Regions from separate parts of the Mus musculus genome. Here region 2 is linked to region 1. The links are chromatin loops, found by intact Hi-C in ENCODE. Cell type or tissue: heart. All regions are shown on one strand. Each heading gives the region's core, and the rest is flanking DNA. Links, peaks and the distances in the headings are about the cores only. Region 1 has its middle 30 kb from the start of Lacc1. Region 2 has its middle 54 kb from the start of Serp2.

Region 1 (10,255 bases), core at 640-8,639:
CAGACAGTCTTCTCTGAACACAAAGCTTGACAAGAAGCCTCACAGTGAGAGCCTCAGCCTGAAGCATTCCTGTCAGAACCTCACACTGCCTTTGTTTTCGCCTTGGCCGTTCTTTGTGCACTGTGCATATTCAGCCACTGGGTGGCAGTATGTGCTTAAGAATATTTAATGTTTGCCACCTTGTTTTGACAGAATTTAAGAAGTCAGGTTTTTGTTTGTTTGTTTGTTTGTTTGTTTTTGTTTGTTTGTTTTGTTTTTTGCTTTTCAATCTTGCAAAATGACCATTGTATTGAATATAAGAAATACAAGTATTTTCTGAATGCAACAGCCTACTCATAAAGTGCCTGAAAATACTTCTTTTAAAAATATATTTAATTTGAGTTTTACAGTTTCCGAGGATTGAATTCATGACCACCATGGTGGGAGACCATGAGGCAGAGAGAACTAACAGGGAATGGGGTGGGCATTGGCACACTTCCTTCAACAAGAACACATATCCTAATCCCTCCCAAACAGTTCCACCTCCTGGGGACCAAACGTCTGAATGTACATGCCTATGGAAGTCACTCTTGTTCAAATCTCCACAGTTAAAATGTATGGTGATGCTCTGCTTGGCTTTTCTCAAAGATGTTGGAACCCAGCTAACTTTGTAGGCCTCCTCTCTAAGAAGCTTCTATTGCAGAATTGGGAGTCTGTAAATTCTATCAGAACACCACACACCTTCTCCAACTCATGGGAGTGGTTTTCTGACACCAGGTCCTAGTACTGACAGGAGACACACACACACACACACACAAACACCCATCCCTAACTCAGACGTGATGTTCACTGATGACCAATCGCAAATGGAAAATCAGTTCTTGCTAATGAATCACAGTGGAATCACCCATAAGGCCAGCCACCATGCCCAGCTGTAGCTGGCCAACACAAAACAAAGGAATTGGCATTGTTGGGGGTTCTTTGTCTCAGAAGGTTTTAACAAGGCTGGGGCATTGTTTGTTTTATTACCTTGTAGGTCCTTTGCATAACATCAGAGCTTCCTGTTTTCTGTGTGCATAAACATGTGTGTCTCTGCATCTACATGTGTATCTCACGCTCTCTCTTCGGCTCTTTTCTTCTGTTTGTGTCTTTGTTTTGTCCTGTATCTGCTTTTGTATATACATATATACAATTTTGTGTGTATATATATATATATGTATATATATATATATGCGTGTGTGTGTATACATATATATGTGTGCGTGCGCGTGTGCACACACACACACACACACACACACAGAATGCATTCGGTTTGCCTATCTGGCCTCTGGTTCTTGGCCACTCAAGCAGTGTTAGGGATGGGCTCCATTGCATAGGCTTTAAGTTAAATCAGACGAGCTTTCTGCCACAATTGCACCGGTATATCTTGCAGGAGAATCAACATTGTAGATCACAGACTTGGTAGCTGGATTTGGATTTATCTTTCTCCTTTCATGGCATGCAGGGTAGCCTCCAGTACCATGAACACTAGTCTCTAAAGCTGAGAGCTCTGGGCAGGCTCCAGTGCAACTTCTTTGTGCTTGATAAGCCTTGTAGGTGTTGTCTTCAGCCCTGGTGCTCTTACCTCTCTGTCTGTTGCCTGATGATGGATTTTTCTCCTTCCACGATGTTCCCCAAACGTCAAAATACAGCCACAGTGATATCAGGAGCTAAGCCATTAGTCTAGCACCACAACTTTCTGATATTTTCTGTCTTACCCTAGGCATGATACATGGATACGTGCAGATGTTGAATGTCCATGCACTTAAATTAATTCTATCCCCAAAGCAGAATGAGACCAATTAATTTGTTCTGAATATAATTTCTCTTCAGTTAAGACAATGCTTCCCGACCTTCCTCATGCTTCAACCCTTTAATACAGTTCTCCATGTTATGGTGACCTCCCCATCATAAAATTATTTCATTGCTACTTCATACCTGTAACTTTGCTACTGCTATAAATCATAATATAAATATCTGATATGCAGGATATCTGATATACAATTTCCAAAGGGCTTACAACCCATAGTCTGAGAACAGCTTAACTCAAAACACTATAAACATGGAATTATCAAAGTGCATATTTTTCTCTTTTGGTTGTTTGTGGATTTTTCCTATGTTTTACTTAATAAAAATAATATTTACTCTTAAATCATGTTTTATCTTTCTCACTTCTCAAGTGAATGTTTCTTGTTTCTCCTGTATGGTTTGCTATCTAATTTCCCAAGAGTCATTTAATAATATTTTGGTGTTTCTTTGATTCACCACATGGCACTGGTTATTGCTGATTATAATGGGAGATCTGGCTCATTTTCTTAAAACATTATTCAGAATAGCTTTCACTTTTACCGAAAATTGCAAAGATAATAGAACGAGTCATATTAACCCCACTCCTAGTGTCTCTGAACATCTTACATTAGTTTGATTTACTTCTTGAAATTAATGAACTGGTGTTAATACACTATTATCAAATAAAATCCATACTTCAGTAAAATTAAATTTCTTTTCACCTAATGTCTTTTTTTTTGATGACCTAATATTTCAGCCTTTTCTTTGGGGACCCCATCTAGGATCCCCCACTGCATCTAATCAGAACTCCTTGTGTTGATCTTAGCTGTAACAGTTTTATGATTCCAGGATGTTGCGTGATCACCGCAGCATTGAGCTGTGTTAGTCAGGTATTTTGTTGAGTATCTCTCAATTTGGCTTCATCAACTCTTCCTCCATGGTTTAATGTACAATGCACTGAGTTGTGCTCAATCTCAGCGAGGGGTGTGGAATCCGCACAAATCGTGTGAAACCCTATCTGGGACGTTTACTATTTATCTCATCATTTATAGAACATGGTCTTTTGAGTAGGTATTGTTGGGTTATAGACATATTGGTTTATTTTTGTGGCCCCAAAGAGCCATTTGGAGCTTCTGTAGACGGATTCCCACGCATCTTTGATATAATCCCATCCTTATTCCTTTTGAACTACAGAGCTATAAATCACTTTATTTACTAGGATTACCTGATACTTTTTAATGCATCACCATGATTCAATTTTTAAAAACGTTGAGTGTCTATTGAAAGCAGGGCCTTGGATTAGAAATATTTTTTAAATCTCTTATGGTGTCTCTTCAGATTTAAGAACAGGTGTGTCCTTTTCAGTGGAGAATCGTTTCAGTGACACCGAGGCCCACACAGTTTACTCCAGCATGACCCAACTTGGGCGCTTTATTTACCTGGCTGTGTTCATAACCAGAGAATCTGCATGCAAATCTTAAGGACCCCTTCATTTTCTTCATGTCTAAGTATGCATAACAAAAGTCCAGAACTTTGGGAGTTGGGGGGGGGGGTGCCAGCCCTGGGTCCAGCCCCAATACTACTTAGTTTCATGACTGTAGTGACAAAATAACACAAATTACTTTTTTTTTTATGATACCTTGTAGATACTGGGTGCTGATTTTAGAAAATGCACATCATTGAGGATGTAGGTGTCTCATGGTGCCCTTAAACTGAACACAGAGATTTGACCCTCTTGGTTTGCATGATGTCATGGGGCGTGGGGGGTGGGGGAGCGTTGTGTTGAATGAGAAGGAGCCATGCTTAGCAGTTGAATAAAACATTGGGTAGACTGCCACCAGGTGGCAGAAGCACTCTGATTGGCAAGGACACTCCTAAAGGACTTGCAGGTAATTAGCCAGCTCTTCCTCTTAGTCACTGCTTCAAGTTCAGATGACAGGAACAGGTCTGAATGTACAATTGAGCTTTATAATTTCCTATCAAGACACCAGCGATCTTTCAGGTTCCCAAGCAGAAGTCTTTGAGTTATTTTTGTTACATCTGATCTTTTATTTATTGAGAGATACTGCCTGTTCTGACCGGCTCCCCCGCCCCCCCCGCCCCCTACTTCTTTGCTCCTTTCGCAAAACCTCTGATTCAGATGTACCAAGAAAAAAAAAAAAAAAAAAAAAAACTTTAAACTGAATGCAACTTTCCAAGTCTGAGTCACTGCTTGTGAATTTTTTTTTTATTTGAGACCCTTCTTTCACCTCACCCATGCTCTGCAAATAGGAGTTACTTTTATGGTTCAGGGTTGGAGGTATTGTATGCAATATATATATATATATATATATATATATATATATATATATATATATACATACATACACACACACATATATACACACACACAATAAATATATATATGCACAAAATATATATGTACTATATATATATATGCACTATATATACACACATATATACACACATATATACACACATATATACATACACACACACACACAGCCACTCTTACACCAGACTCTATCTCTTCCCTCCTAGTAGAAAAAGCCTTGTCACAACATGGAGCTCTGCTCTGTTACAGGCAATGGCTAGGCACAGTAGGGACTCATGTGCTTCTTGCAGAGGAAGTCACGAAAACATTGGTCCTGAGGTTGAGTCTGAAGGTAATTCAAACAGTTGAAATGATCATAGAGGTGGGTTGAGGGGAAATGGCGTGATCTTTCAAAGCCCGACACTGTTATTTAGGTGTATAGGGCAGTGGTTAGAAATGATATTAAAATAAAGGGGCAAGAGACCACATTATGGGGGTGGCTGAACGACATGCAAAGAAGTTAGGACTTTATCTTTTGGGCATTGTTGTAAGGTCTAGAAAGAATAATAAGAAAGATAGACTTGCATTTCAGAAAGATGCCCCCATGGTTTTATAGAGATTCATGAGAGGGGAGTAAGATCTACCGCATGGAAACCACATTGGAATGACCACAGAGCCTGGATGGGTGGCGGGGATATTTAGACCTAAAACAAAGTAAGGAAAGGGCAGAATAGCACTTGTAAGTCAGCAAAGAATCAAGTCTGATTGAGGTAAATGGCTGGGTGGCCACCAGGTTCCTGGCTAAGGTCACTGGATGAGTGGGTGGTGATCTCATTCATTAGGACAGAGGATACAGCAGCTAGGAAGATTATATTGGTGATATGAGAAGCTAAATTTATTTTGGGAGCATTTTTATCTTATGTATGCCAATCAGCTTCACATATATATATGGAAGGCATCAATAAATGATGCATTATTGAGCATTCATCCTAAAAAGTCCCAAGGCTGTTTCTTTCCCACGGGTTTCTTCTTTCTTTTCCCACAGTCTTCCCAACATGAAATTTCTGTGGCTTATTTCGTGTACCTTTTAAAGCTTTTCTCACAGGGGAGTTCCTCAGTCATTGTAAAGGTTTCAATATAAACTCTACAAGCAAAGAATCGGTCCTTAGTCTAAAGGAGCTCGGTGTCCATGGCAGAACTGTGGCTTGGTTAACTGCAGTGTTTTCATGGGACATCTGGACAATGGGGATCTATCTCCTTTTGGGTAGGAGGAGTTGGAGAGAGCTGCTGGGGAGAAGCTAGGCCTGGGTAAAACACTAACAGATGACAGCGCTGGAAACCTAAAGGATGCGCAGATGATCAGCATTAGGAAATGTGCAGCTGAAAATGCCCTGCCTCTGTGTATTCAGCCGTGGCCCGTCTTTGCAGTCTTTTCTTTTGAGGCGGTGTCTAGAGAAACCTTTCTATCCCTGGCTTGTTGATCATGAGTAGCTTTGAACTCGTGATCTTCCAGCTTCAGCCTTCAAATTACTATATGCCACCGTGTCCAGGCAGCCTTGAGCCATCCAGATCAGCCTTTGGGTCCGCTCTCAGAATGACTGTTCATTTGACAGGTCATATGACTCTTATTCCTGTCCTCCTTTACCCACCCTGTACTCACGATCCATTTGGTGGTGGGTTTTAAATGCCAATTTGTATCTTATTCTCAGCTTAGCTATTCTGGACTCACTCCTAAAAACTCTTTGTAAATTTTACCACTTCCAAACCTCCCTAGCTTCCATTTTGGTCATGCCCCATTGGCCTGGGAGGTCCTCATGCGACCTTGTGAGGCAGTATTCCTAAAAGAAACTAACTGTATAGTAACAAGGTATTTCTATAATATGTTCTGAGGAGTTTTTATAGACTAAATAAACTCCTGATATTGAAAATCCATGGTGACACCGGAATGAGTAGCAATGCTCCCAGCAAATAAATATTCAATAAATCTTACGGAATGAGGGAATTTTACATAATAACCTGTGAATAATCCTGGCTGCAGCGACTTTGTTGTCTGTCTTGCATACACACTTCTTACTGCCAGAGCAATGAGGACAGCAGGAGTGGTTGACAGGGGGAGGCAGTCTGCTGGCCCCATGATTCTACAGATGATTTCCTCTGTTTCTCCTTTAGTCAAAACAAGTTCTGGCTCCCTGGGGCTCTGAGGTGAGCTGAGGGTCAGAGCATTGGAAGAGCCAACCCTTCTCTCAGGGGCTCCCAGCTCGGGATCTTACTTTGTGTTTTCGGAGGAGCCGGTGTTCACTTCTGCTATCTGTTTAGAAGAACTCCGATGCTTTCAAAACAGTTTGTCCTTTAAAACAGATAGGCATTCCCTCTATAATTTGTTTACACTGCTCATGAATAAATTACCAGTGCCACTGATATAGACTCATAGACTCAAGCTTAACTAGCCTTACTGTGGCAGTTGATCATAAATTAGCAGTGTCTACTTAATGCGATTTTATTATCTACATAGACATGTGTCTTCACGGTATATGCCTATGAACTGAGAATCACTGCAATTTAGTGTTAGAAGGAAGCAAAAACAATTCGGCAGGCTGGGGTTGTAGCTCAGTTGGCAGAGTGTTTGTTTAGCATGCACGGAGCCTTGGCGTCAATCCACTGCACCACATAAAATGAGCATGGATGATCATACAAACATGCAATTCAGCACTAGGGAAATGGAAGCAGAGAGGTCAAAAGTTCAAGGTCAGCCTGGGACACATAAGAAGACCATGTCTTCAAAAAACAAAACAAAACAAAGAATAATTCTGCATGAACCTTACACTGTGCAGGTGAAGCAACGAACAAGTAGGAAATTGTTCTTTTTCTTCTACTCAAGAGACTAGCTCTATTTTAAACACAACTCCAAGTCTCATTTAGAGAGATGATTTGCTGCGATTCTACGCTCTGTCGAGCACGCTGCCTGTTACCTAACGTTGCTGCTGTGTCTTCTCAGCTCACTTGAGTCAACAGACACCCTGAAGACAGCTGTGTTTTATTTATCTTTCCATTCCTCATGGAGCCTCCCTGGCTATCGAAACTAGACAGTACTGGATTGGGCTTGGGCATTAAGCTGCAGGCAGCTCTGATCCTATACTGAACAGAAGGAAGCAGACACCAGATGCTAGGTCTCCAGGGTCTTGAAAAGCGTCCTTCTGCTATGTTTTCACTGGTTAGCCTTGCTTAGAGCCCTTGTCCTCCCTTTCTTTACCAGAGAGATAGAAAGATGAGGTACTGTGCCTCAGCCTTTCTTCTCTATTGTTTCCCTAACCCAAGCCACAACTTCTTGAACTAGGCTGGATTTTTGCTGCCGTTGGCTTACACACTTGACTCTGTGTCTCTCAGTTCAGCCCTCTTGACTTTTGGTATTTTGTGGCAAATTAACTCAGACCACCTGCCGTAACAACACTGAGAGTTGAACTTCTTTCTTCCTTGATACTTTTGACCTAAATAAGCGGGGGTTAAATTATTACAAATTTGGACATCAGTGATTCATTTGGCAAATATTTATTGATCACTTAATGTGTAGCACAGTAGAATCTGTTCTGTCTGGTGAAGATATGAAGTAAGAAATAAAACCAAGTTGTGCTTTCGTGGAGTATACATTTGGGTGGAAAATGGATGGGGTAAATGTGAATGAACAGATATGCACTGTGTAGACACCACCAAAGGGCAAACGCTGTGAAGAAACAGAAAGGGAGAAAAGGACATAGAGAATCAGAGGATAAAGTGGTAGTCTTGAGAGGAAGACTAGAAAGGGCCTGGGTAGAGACCTTTTGAAAAATCCTCTGTACATAGGTGGCTTCTGAAGTCATATAGCAAATGAGACCATCTGGACACCGATGCAGTCATTATTGAGATGTATAATGGCGTATCGGCTCTAGGGCATTTAGAGGCAGAAGATGGTGAGGAAGATTCAGAGGGCAGGTTGATAAAGAACAGCCAATGATAAAATAAGCAGTCGTGTTAAATATTCAAAGGCAAAATTGAGAAAGTAATTCAAAATCGAGCACTATCAAAGAAACCCGAAGAGAAAAGACAACTGAGAGACGAAAAGCACATCACATCTCTGGGATCCACTGCTGCAAAGAAATCAGAAAATGAGCAGCATCTACAGAGGGCTGAGCAACCAAGAAAACCATTTCTCTCATTTCTTATTTAACTGTGCATGTATGTGTGAGGTGGGAGGGTGTGGCAGGTCGTGTGTGTGGGCTCGAGCTCGTGCGCACACGCGTATGTGCATGGTCACAGAGGTCAGAGGTCAAATTTTCTAAGTGTTCCCCCAGTGCCATCTACCTTATTCCTTCCAAGACAGAGTCACTCATGAGCATGGAACTTGCTGACAAGGCTATGCTACCTGACCACTGAACCTCAACACTACATTTGTCTCTGCCTCTCCAGCCCTGAGATGGGAAGCATGAGACACCATGCCCAGTCCCTCCACCTCACGTCTGGGAATACATTCAGGTCCTCACGCTTGCCGAGCAAGCACTTTATACACTGAGCTATCTCCCTGGCCTATTCATTCTCGACCTTCCTAATGCTGAGACCCTTTAATGATCCCCACGGAGCTGATCCCCAGCCACAAAATCATTTTCATTGCTACTTAATGTAATTTTGCTACTGTTACGAATCATAATGTAAGTATCTGTGTTTTCCAATGGTCTTAGGCCTCCCCTGTGAAAGGGTCCTTTGTAGGGGGTCACAATCCATAAGTTGAGGACTGCTATCCTAGCTGCAGCTTTGATTTTTCTAAGAAAGGGGAAATCACAACATTTTTATGCACAGAGAGCAAAGATTCAGCAAGGAGGGAAAACTGGTAACGTACAGTAGCTGTTTGCTAGCACACATTCCATCTCCACTGTGCTTTTCTTTCTTGTCATTGTAAAGAGAAACTGCCCTGGCCATAAGCGTGTCATTCCACAGGAACTTAGACAGGGCTCTTCAGTGAAGTCAGCGATATCTTAATGAATTATTTGCAGTTTCTAATCCCAACACAATTTAAAATTCCTCCTCCCCCATGTGTGATAAGTAATCCGTCCTATTATTGTAATTAGATCACCATATAATTAAAAGAACGAAGGCCTTTTCTCTGTGTAGTGCTTCTGTTAAATGTAGCTTCTGTTCCCTGGATTTAAAAAAAAAAGTATTGGAAAACACAAATAAGAGAAAGGTATGTTCCTAGGAACAGAGTTAGAAACTGACCTAATGTCATATCTACTTTCTACTTTTTCTGTATGGATGAAAACTCCAGAGAACATACATAACAAACAAGAGTTTCAAGACACCAGAAAGCCAGCTGTGGTCATCAAGTGTTCCTGTTTCCTAAGCATCAGTGGGATATACTCTTACTAATGTAAAAACAGAGCTTTCTGGATCTAAAAAAGAAGACATTAGAGATTTCTCTTTCCAGCCATTTATCTTACAAATGACCAAGCTCTTACAAATAGTTCTTATACAGAAGCAGAGATGTGCTAGAGGGAAGGCTCAGTGGTTAAGAGCACTTCCTGCCCTTGATGAGGACTGAGTTTGGTTCCCAGCATCCACAGGGTGGCTCACAACCATCTGTAACTTCAGTTTGAGGGGTTGTGATGCCCTCTTTCTGTCTCTATGTGTATTGCACATACCTAGTACACATACATACTTACTTGCAAACACACACATCAAGTAAAAATAAATAACTCTTTTAAAAATGATGCATATGTGACTTGGAACTATTAAGGGTAGTTTTATTACAATTAAAAACATTATGATAATATTTACTATTTCTAGGTCCCAAGCATAGTGCCAGTCACTCTAAATTCATAATCTCATCTAAAATTTAGAGCCACTGTGTGGTGCAAAGTGGACCTTAAAAACAAAAGCTATTTAACTGTCTTAAACAGTTAACCACTTGTCTCTACTTCCTTATTCATACAACAAAATGGGCAGGGGCTTTATCATGCTGACACTCAGGCATGTCATCCGTCCATACTCACGCATGCTTTTGTGGTCATCGATATCACCTGAGAACTTAATAAGTGTACATTTTCACATCCAGGTGGTCCACTGAATCAGGAACTCTTGGAATGGAATTCACAATCTTCATTTTAAAAC
Region 2 (10,255 bases), core at 690-8,689, 400 kb after region 1:
CCAGCTGATGGAGTGAGCTGATTAACACCCCTTGAAGGGCCATTTTGAAGCCTAAGTAAATAAACGGTATTCAGCAAAGGCACGGTTCAAGCACGGCCCTGAAAACCAGTAATGTTAAACCTCTCAAAGGCAGGTCAGTGGCAAACATTTGTTATCATGCACAGCACTCGCCTCTCATTGCTCCGCCAAAATTGTGCACACACCGAGGATCTACTGTAGATCCGCCCATCTACCTGTGCAAACAGTGTAATGCGTAGATCAGGAATCCTAAAAAACAACCATGCCCTTTTACCTAAATCGAAAGCAGCCTGCATATCACGTGCTGGGGCAATGGTTTGGCAGTTGTCTTAGGGTAAGTCGATGGTAATGTATGGAGTCCTTTAGTGTGGGCTTTGTGGGGATCTCACAACAGTACAGGTAAAGCATTCGTAAGAAGAAAACTGAAGAGAGGAAGGCAGGGCATCACTGGTCTTCATAAGAAACATGGCCTGGCAATCCTACAGATCTCAGCTTTGTAGAAACATCCCGCTGTGGCACGCAGTCTTCCCTCTCACCACACAGTGAATGGAAGTGTTAAGTCTACCCTGCAAGACCCTGAATGAGTCTATGAACTTGGGACTTGCTTATAAATCAATGCAACTAAATCCTGCCAATGAAGTCTAGGTTTCATTACATCACATCAGCAGGGCGTGTCCCTAAGGTCACCTAAATATGCAACGTGGGAACATCCTTTTCCCTTCCCTGGAGTCCTGGAGGAGAGAGCACAGGGCTGGGCTAGCCCCAGTAATAGTGGCCTAGATTAGTTCACAGTCTGTACGAGTCTCCTCTCTGGAAAACTAGCTTTGAAATCTAGGAATGCCAAAATAAAACCCAATTAAACAAACAAACCACTATCATTTTGGAAATCCAAAGCAAACAACTGAAATAGAGATTATTAAATTCAAGAATGTTCATAGCCTATCATTACTCGCAAGCACATGTGTGTTATGGTTACAACGATTTGAAACTATAGAAGTTGCTTTAAAAAAAAAACAAGAAGTAAGGACAATTCTATTTGGGTGAAAGAATTTTTAGTAATATTTTTCTTTTAAAACATTGCAAGTGTAATATTTTTGCTTCTCAACAAGCAACATTCACAAGTGATTTATTACTGTGCTGCTACATTCTTGTAGGTTGGACTCATTTGGCTTAATATGAAATAGTTTTTACTACCTTTTCAATGATTTCTGGCTGTGATAAATAGGTAAGAGCTGGAGGGGAGAATTAAGCAGGAAATGGACAGAAAACTAACAGAGAACACTGCTCTGGCATTTGACCAAAGGATGGCTCAAAGAACCATGTCACCGTCTGCTTGTCTCTCGGTCTCTCTGTCTCTCTGTCTCTCTCTCATACACACACACACACACACACACACACACACACACACACACACACAACACAGCAGGGTTCAGTCTGCCAAGCGGGGTTAATACTTGTCCACTCAACCAAAGAAACGTATTCATACTTCCCCTGATAACTTAGAAGGAGCTAGAGCAGTGGTAGGATCAACATGATGCTGAGAACTGGGAGGAAGATTGTATGAGGGAAGCAGTTGTCTTGTAGTCATGAAAACCAGCTCTGGGAAGCAGTTTGCTTCTCCCTTTTCACGTCAACTAGCGATGACCTCCATCCATTTGTCACATGGCTGTGTTGCAGACATGAGAGGAGAAGACAAAGCCCAAGGGAGAACTCTGCCTGATCTTAGCACAAACTTTCCCCGGGGGACTAGCCGCAGAGAAGGAACCTAAGAAACTACTGTATCAGCCACCTTGGGATGTCGTAACAGTGTAGGCTGCTGTGATAAACACCATGACCAAAAACAACTCATGGAAAAATGACTATTTTGGGTTACTGTTCCAGAGGGAGAGACCGTACACCCAGGGGAGACATGGCAGAGGTGGCCAGAACAGGAGGCTAAGACATCACATCTGCAGAAAGCAGGGAGAACAATCTGGAAATAGGAAAAAGGCATAAATCCTAAAGCCCGCCCCCAACCCATGTTTCCCCCAATAAGACTGGACCTCCTAAAGGTTCTAAGACCTCCCCCAAACAGCACAGCCAATGCAGGAGACCAAGGGCTCAGACACATGAGCCTGTAGAGAGCGGCTTTTATTCAGACCATCGCATCTTACTCCCTGACCGCCATAAGCCCGTGGTACCTGCCTTGCTGTGCTCTCACACGGTAGAAAGAGGAAAAACTCTTTGGTGTCTCTTCTTAAAGGGACACAAATCCCATAGGGTTAGATTCAGTTCATCTTAATTATTTCCTAAAGAGGCTCCATGCACAAATACAGCCACAATGGGCACGAAGGAGCCAGCACATGAACACGTGGGTCAGGGCACAAACACACACATACCCTTGATATGTGTGCTTTCTGCCTTTGTGGGAGGAAAGAGCCACACTTGTTTAGGTGCTTGAATCTTGCAATTTCCCAAAGCCTTACTGCTGCTATCAGAGGAGCCATTGGCAGTCGCTGGCTGCTGAGGTAGAGGCTCCCTTGGTCTGTTGCTCGTGCCTCAGTGGGAGGCTGCCCACTCACACTTAGGTAAGCAATGGTATTTGAACTTAAGCGGTTACTAATAACAATAAAATTAAGGATGAAAAGAAGGTTTGAAGCTGGACTCGGGAGATGGAGTTAGGGGAAGTAGAAGAAATTGGAGGGAGGTAGCAGTGAGCGGATAAGATAAACATACACTTCATAAATGTATGGAACTTTTTTTTGTTGTTTTGGTTTTTCGAGACAGGGTTTCTCTGTATAGCCCTGACTGTCCTGGAACTCACTCTGTAGACCAGGCTGGCCTCAAACTCAGAAATCCACCTGCCTCTGCCTCCGGAGTGCTGGGATTAAAGGTGTGTGCCACCACTGCCTGGCATGGAACTTTTAAAGAATAAAAATATTATTTTAAAGGCCCCCATTGTCTTTTCATTTAGTATAAATAAAGCTTAATAATAATGCAGAGAAGGCAAAGGGATAAAACAGCCTACAAGACAATCAGTGACAAAGACCCAACAGAGGCAAGGAGCAGTAGAAATTACACCATTTAGTTTAAACCTGGATGAGATCATGTATTTCCAATGAAACTCAAATTTTTTTCATTTTAATAATTGACCTCCCTGAGACTCCACATCTCTGGGTGTTTGTATTTTTATTAACAGCTGTATTAACAGGAAATGGGGGGAAGATTCCAGATAAGACTAGAGGTTCGGGAATAGAACACTTGACATCTGTAGCACATCAGCACCTTGTTCATTACCCTGTATTCCTTTCACCGAAGGTTAAGGACAGGAGGGAGAGGGAACTAAGCAGACTGCAGTTTACATCTCTGAGAACAAAGGCCTGTGCTTTCACTAAGAACACTGAAGATGCGTGCAACTAATAAATACTAGGCATCCTCCGTTGGTCAGGCACTGACCATTTCACAGTTGAGGAAACAGAAATGCAGGCAAATCAGGTATAAGAAGAAAAGCATGGCGGTGGTCTCTCTGGTGTCCATGAACACGGTGCTTTTGGGAAACAATCAGACTTCTGCAGTCCCAAGAAAAACACGTTCAGCAAGATCACTGGTCCTAGAGTTTCCCTCTTCTGGAAGCATCTCAGACAGAGAGAGAGAGACCCTTCTCCATCCTCTAACACCTGTATGTTGCATACTGTGCCAAGGGCTGGGGGGAGATGGCTCAGACAATAAAGGCCTGTCGCATAAGGATAAGGACCAGAGCTTGCAATATCAATACAAAAAGCAGCATGTCCACGCCAGGGAGTAGACAGGTGTGGCTCTAGGTCGCTCCTTGGCTAGCCTGCCTTGAATACATACGTTCCAGGTTCAGTGACAGGGAATGTAGAGAGTGGTAGGGGAAGTGGTCCAATGTTAGCCTCCAGCTCTACATACTACAGGCTTCTGCACACATGTGTACATACGCACATATATACATGCATGTGTGCACACATGCAGAGAGAGAGAACGCCAAGGATGGCTAAAGGAAGGGGCAAAGAGAAGATATATGGTTGGTCATGTGCTTGAAAGACAACCCCAAGGGTCTGTCCAAACCCACAGCCAGCCCAACTTCTGGACTTTGTGTGATGTGACATCCTTGTGAGATAGCAGATCTCCTAAGGCTGCTGTATGTACCACAAGTCTGTTCCTAGTTTCCTCTCATCAAAAGCATTCTGGGTTGTACGACGAAAAGGCAAAATGCAAACTCAACCTCATGTAATCACCAACACCTACACATCCCCAGAGTCCTCTTGCGGGAGGGGTGTCTCTAAGGGGTTGACTGTTCTGCCTGGTTGCCAAGGAACAGCCTCAGTGGCCCTCAGTCAGAGCTTTGGCTTCATTCCCGGCTCTGCCGTTAATTAGCTATGTGGGCATGGGCAAGTTCCTTCTTCTCTTTAGTCCTCATCTGAAAAATGGGGCCAATAATAGGACCTGCCACAAAGGGCTTTTAAGACAAGGCACTTCTGTGCAGCAGAGATAGGTGGTGGCTCTGGGTTCACAAAAGGGCCTCTGAAGTACTTTATTTATATGTTTATCTCTCTATTTATTTATCTTGATTTTTGCTCCTGTCTGAACTTTTTGTCTCTTTTGTGTCTTTGTTTATTTGGTTGTTTTGGTTTGGCAGTATTAGGAATCACATGCTAGGCAATCTCTCTCTCTCTCTCTCTCTCTCTCTCTCTCTCTCTCTCTCTCTCTCTCCAGTTCAGCATTTTTAATTAGTTAGCTATCCTCATCCATCTCAAAGAGGAAGCATTCAAGTGTTACTCACGGTGTCCCTGCTATTTTTAGAAGTGTTTCCCACAGGTCCATCTGCTAGAGGCTTGGTTGCAAACTGTGAGGCCACTGGGAAGTGACAGAACCTTTAGGGGTGGGGCAGAGTGGAAAGAAGGGAGGCTTCTGGGACGTCACTAAAAGGACTATTATTAGTTCTTCCCGCTCCTCCTGTGCCCACTGTGAAGCCAGCAGCCTACCATGAGTCCTCCCTCGACAACTATGCTACCACAGACAAAGGCAGCCAAGCCAGGTGACTCTGAACTGAAACTAGAGCCCGAGCAAACCTCACTCCTCCTCTCTGGCCGAACCCCCCCCCCCCCATTTGTAAGTGGCAGAAAGCCAATTAACACAATCAGACTTTCTGTTAAACTATTTCTCCTTCCATACCACCCCTCATATGCAATATCTGAACAAACATGCTCCTTTGCTTAGCTTTACATGATAGCACATTCCCTAATATGTGTACATGTTCTTTATAATTATTTGATTTAATAGTTTTATAAGACTAGACTAGTATAATTTACTACTAACCACTGTCCTACAATTAATAAAAAGATAGGATCTCTCTCTATGTAGACCAGGCTATCCTTAGAATCGCAAGTGTCTGTCTCTGCCTCTTGCATGGAGTGATGGGATTAATGGAGTAAACTGTCACACACTGTTTCCATGAGAAGAGAATTCCTTGAGGTACAATTACTGGGTGTGAGGATATGAATCATTTTGTTGTCTCCTGCTAAGTAATTCTTCCCAAAAGGAACACTACAGTTTGTAACCAGAGATGGTATCTTGGCCACACAAGGCTAAATGTCAGCTTTTCCAAATAGGTACCTGGCTTGAAATATCACATGAATTTTTGTACTTTAGAGAAGTCAGTGTTTCGATTGCCTTGCCCTGGGTTTCAAGTTTTATAAATCAGGTTCTTCTTTCTTCCCTCAAAAGCCCCGCTTTGTAGCAGTCACTTTTATTCTTTGTTGACCCCAGATTTTTTATATGCCTGTCTGGTTTGATCTCCTCCATCTTACTTCTTGAACTAGATTGGATCTCTATATATAGACCCCACCACCACCACCACCAAGAGTTCATAATTAACTCAAGGATTCTATCTTAAATGGATGGTGAAGCCCAGCTTCACATTCTCTTTGAGAGCCACAGTGCTGTTTGGGAGTGAAGAGGAGAAATTCCTGTATCCAGATAGAATAAAAAGCAGCCGCTGACCACTTCAGGGAAAACTCAGGCACGAACGTGGAAGAAGTAAGAAAACTCTGCCCAATTGAAAGTTTCATGGCTTGCATCGGTCTCCCATCCAGCAAAAATCTGCCCTTCCTTCCCTTAGAGCAGGGAAAGTGGACTTAGCCACACCACAAAGAATTCCTTGGGAGTAGAGAAAAACCCTACATTTTTTTTCCAGTGCTAAGCTCAAGGGCAGATAGATAGATGCCTTCAAGTCATGAATAAGGCGGCAAACACAGCCTTGGATGCTCTCAAAGGGACTTGGCTTAGCTTTTTGTGAGGTCTTTATCTTTTTCTATCTCGTGTTTCTAACACGACCATCACTCAGATTCAGGTAGAGACGGTGCAACACAAGGCACCGTACCCAGTGCTGGGTGGCTATTCAAGGAGCATGGAGCAAGTTTATGCTCATTTTTAAAACCCTGGTTATTGCAGATATAAAATATAAAAACACAACATTGAGAAACATCCCAGTGGAATTTCAAGTCTGTCTAGAGATCGCCACATGCCCCAGGTTAAGAAACACATCGAGTTTAAGACTCAGCAAATGCTTTAAGTGATAGCCCAGATAGGAAATATATCAGCCCTTGAGGACAACGTAGTCTTTACTCCAGCGAGGCTGCTCTGTTCGCCTGAAAGCAGCCAAGACAGCAAGTTCACAAACAGTTGAGATTATAGATGTTGTATTGACAACAGACATCATGTGTGGCCCCAAACCATCCATTTCATCAGCCCCAGATCTGGCATGTGAAGTTGTGAAGAAAAGCTACCCTGTCAGTGGGTGTTCTGCTCGCCTGCAGTTTGTCTTTGGTTCACATCATCGCTGTCTGTCTGTCTGTCTGTCCTGCTGCTACAGGTTTATGAGGAGGATAGGATTTCTTTCAAACATTTGATTTTGAGCTCAGCCAGACAAGTAAGATGGGTTTTGGTCTTTAACCCACTGTGTGTCTGCTAACTATGACCCAAGACCCCCCCCCCACTTTGGTGATGTAGAATGAGTTTGTTAGAAAATAAATATTAAATCATAGCAAGTAATATGAATCCATTTTGCAGACCTTTGAAGAACAATCACGATGTGGGCAGAGTCTTTAGCTTTCCCAGGCGTCACAGAGACGTGAAAATGGAACATCTCTGATTAACACAGGGCCCTCTAGGCCTGGAACTGATTATTGATGCTGCCAACATTTTGGTATTAAAATAAATTGATGCTGCGGAACTTTGCTTGGGCGAGTTGTTTAATTTCTCTAAGATTCAATTTCCTTTACCGCAAAGTTAAGAGATTTGCGTTAGACGAACTGAATCACAGAAGTTCTAAAGCTTTGGAAGCTTTGAACACGAACAAAAAAAAAATTGTGTCAATCAACTAATGCTGAAAGCCTCCAGCATGTCAGAGAGCGAGGACTTTAACAGAGAGCCTTGACTCTGGTGAGTCCAGATACACGTTCTACAGAGCTCTCTCACTTCGAATTCCCCCAGAACCAAGATGCTTCATCCATCTCAGTCACCATGATTACGATGTTCCCTGTTCATCTAGCGTGAAAACAACGTGCAACTGCTAAATGATTACTATCCCGGACAAAGTGAGACAGAAGAATAAGCGATGGCTGTGGGAGGAAGGGGAGTACCATTCAGACCCAAAGGGAAGCGCTGGGCTCCTATGGAATGAACAGATTTCCATAAACATGGACGTCAGGGTATTAGAAGTGTTTGCTACCAAAATTAATTCAAGTGGAGAAATATAGTAGTTGTGTAGGTCAAACTAAGAAAAGAGAGGTTGGTAGGTGGGTGAGTGGGTGGGTGGGTGGATGGCTAGACAGACAGAGACAGACAGATATACAGATAGATATAGATAGACAGACAGATAGATGATAGATAATGTATTAGCACTAATATGAGCAACTTATCATAGCAATTCCCTAATTGACTTCCAGAGGCTAAAAAAGTCCCCAAATCTGCTGTTGGAAGCTGATGAGCCACAAAGCCTAACAGAGGTCAAAGAAGTAAGAGGGGGTGGAAAGCAGGAGGAAGCTGGAAGTCCTGCGCATGGACTTGAGAATGGATGTCTCAGCTCAAGCAGAAAGCGAGAACTGCTGCTGCTGCTGCTTCCGCCATCTTGTTCTTCCCAGAGCTTAAACAACCTGGAGGATGCCCACTGGCCTGACCATCTGCTCTGGTCTCTCCCCCGATTCGAATGGTAATCTCCTCTACCATCAAAGACACATCGAAATAATTTTGGTATTTTTAATGACTCTCTGGATATTCTCTGCCCCAGCCAAGTTGACAATAAAGCTAACCGTCACATTAAGAGCTTAGAAGCATCAAGCCAGAGCCACAGTTCAGAGCACTGGCGTCTCACGAGTGGAATACACTGATCAGATCCTATTCTATTTTGTGCCAACCTCTAGTGATTCATCACAGAAATCATTCTGGCCACTATACAATGAAGAGGTTGTCATTTGATCCTTTTTTATGACTTTCAACGTGGCATTTGATTTATACACTTGATGTGGTTGGACCTTCTGTGGTTAAAAAGCAGGTTAAGTTAAAATAGAATGACTGCGGCAAGCAAAGCGATTTCAATGTACCCAGGAGCCATGTTGACAAATGACACAAAAAGTGGCCGCTTCCCTCGACAATTAGGCCCAACACAAGCAGTTTAGTTTCCAGGACACATCACCCACCACACACGTGTGATGGATGTTGTCAGATTCAATGTTTGCTTGTTTGCATCTAACTGGTAAATATTTTCCTAGTGGTGTAATGGCGTGAGTATGTGGAACGAGTGGCTCTCGCCCCTATTTATACATGTGTATGTTGTTGCACTATAATAAAAATAATTTAAAGGCCAGACTCAGGCTCTGTCAGAATTGTTCAAAGGTATTCATTACTAACGTCTGCCAAGCATCATATTAAATGAACTTGAAGTTTATTTCTCCACATATCAGATGGAGATGATAACTATTTATTTTGCAGCGCTATTTAGAAGATGAAATGAGGTAACAGTTGAAAGAGGTCTGGAAAACATAAAGTGTTACATAAAATCAAGGAGGGAAAACAGTATTTACCATAAGACACACGCAAGTTAAAAACAAAACATCTGCCCAGCCTCTGCCTCCCGGCCAAGACAGTGCTCTTTGGCAAAACTGCATTTATAGGTGAGGAGCTATGACTCACAGCCTCTCTACGCTCCTTGGGGATTCCTGTATATGCAGAAACCCGTTCGTTCGAGCGTATCACCGTCTCTGTGAACACAAGGACACAAATCTACTCAGGCCTCCACTATGTGAAACAAAACCCAGGGCAAATGCAGCTGCTAATGTGTGAAGCTGAAAATTTTCAGAGCTGCTCGCAAGCAGCTGACGACAGAATGCAGCCCTGAAGCCTAAGCTAGGAAGCTTGGAGGAAGGCAGGTGGGCGAGCTTTTCTACAGCATAGCATTTAACGTCAAAGGGCCCAAATGGCGTGAGCACCATCATAAAACAGTGCAATGCAATCTGAGCTCAGGAGTGGAGGCTGCCTGCAGGAGGACCTGAGAGGGAGGCTTCATCCAAGCTTGGGCAGCACTAAGGTGGATCAGGATTTCTGTGTGATGCCGCTTGTTGATACCCAGGGGAAGGTGTGAGCTAAAGCAAGAGCAGGGCACCCCACCCACTAAAATAATACTTGGATAACCACAGCCTGGCAGTTGCAGGATTTCAGTTTTGATCTCTAAGCAGCAGTAACTGCAATTCTTTACTACAGTACATCTCAAGGGTGTCCAGAGGATGCCTGGGCCCTGAAGGTCTAGTTGCATTATTTCCACGGATGGTGACATTCTCTTTGCTGATAACAAACTTTTGTGACCTCCAAGAATCTTTGAATTTCACCCTGAGATAAGATTCTAATGTTACTTACCTTGGCATAGATACCACTGATGTATGGTACTTAGTGCTTTCTCAGGGTCATGGAGCAAAACCAGTTTTCATAATTACTATTTCCTCCCTTCGTCTCGCTCAACACAGCCCAGAATGTGGCTACCTTCAAACCTCCATCGTGTTCCTTTCCTCTGAATCGATGGCCAGGAGCACAAGCAGACATCGTGGCCATTGCAAAAAAAAATTGTCTCCAGGTCATGGTTGGGCTTTCCAGGCCACCCACAGTGAGGAGGCTCAAGTCTCACTGCCAGCCTCTTCCAGTTGTCACCCTGTGCCAGGCTGACCCCTGTAAACCAGGCTGGAGG

Evidence for each region. A loop is a pair of places that touch in the nucleus more often than their neighbours do. Peaks named below come from ENCODE experiments on the same cell type or tissue, not always from the same donor. Only the 100,000 strongest peaks of a DNase experiment are listed, where the experiment ranks them.
Region 2: it touches region 1 in a loop (2.6-fold over the local background); 1 of 42 quality-filtered maps calls a loop at or near these places.

What each region holds. Positions count from the first base shown.
Region 1 is chr14:77,001,839-77,012,093 of GRCm38, reverse strand. No RefSeq gene overlaps it. Among named protein-coding and RNA genes, the nearest start is that of Lacc1, 30 kb to the left of the region's middle. In heart, for the core only: a CTCF peak has its summit at 3,654 (motif pointing right); a DNase peak (open chromatin) is centred at 3,653.
Region 2 is chr14:76,605,297-76,615,551 of GRCm38, reverse strand. No RefSeq gene overlaps it. Among named protein-coding and RNA genes, the nearest start is that of Serp2, 54 kb to the right of the region's middle. In heart, for the core only: no CTCF peak of the experiment used is centred there; DNase peaks (open chromatin) are centred at 1,771 and 4,931; H3K27ac peaks cover 2,397 bases.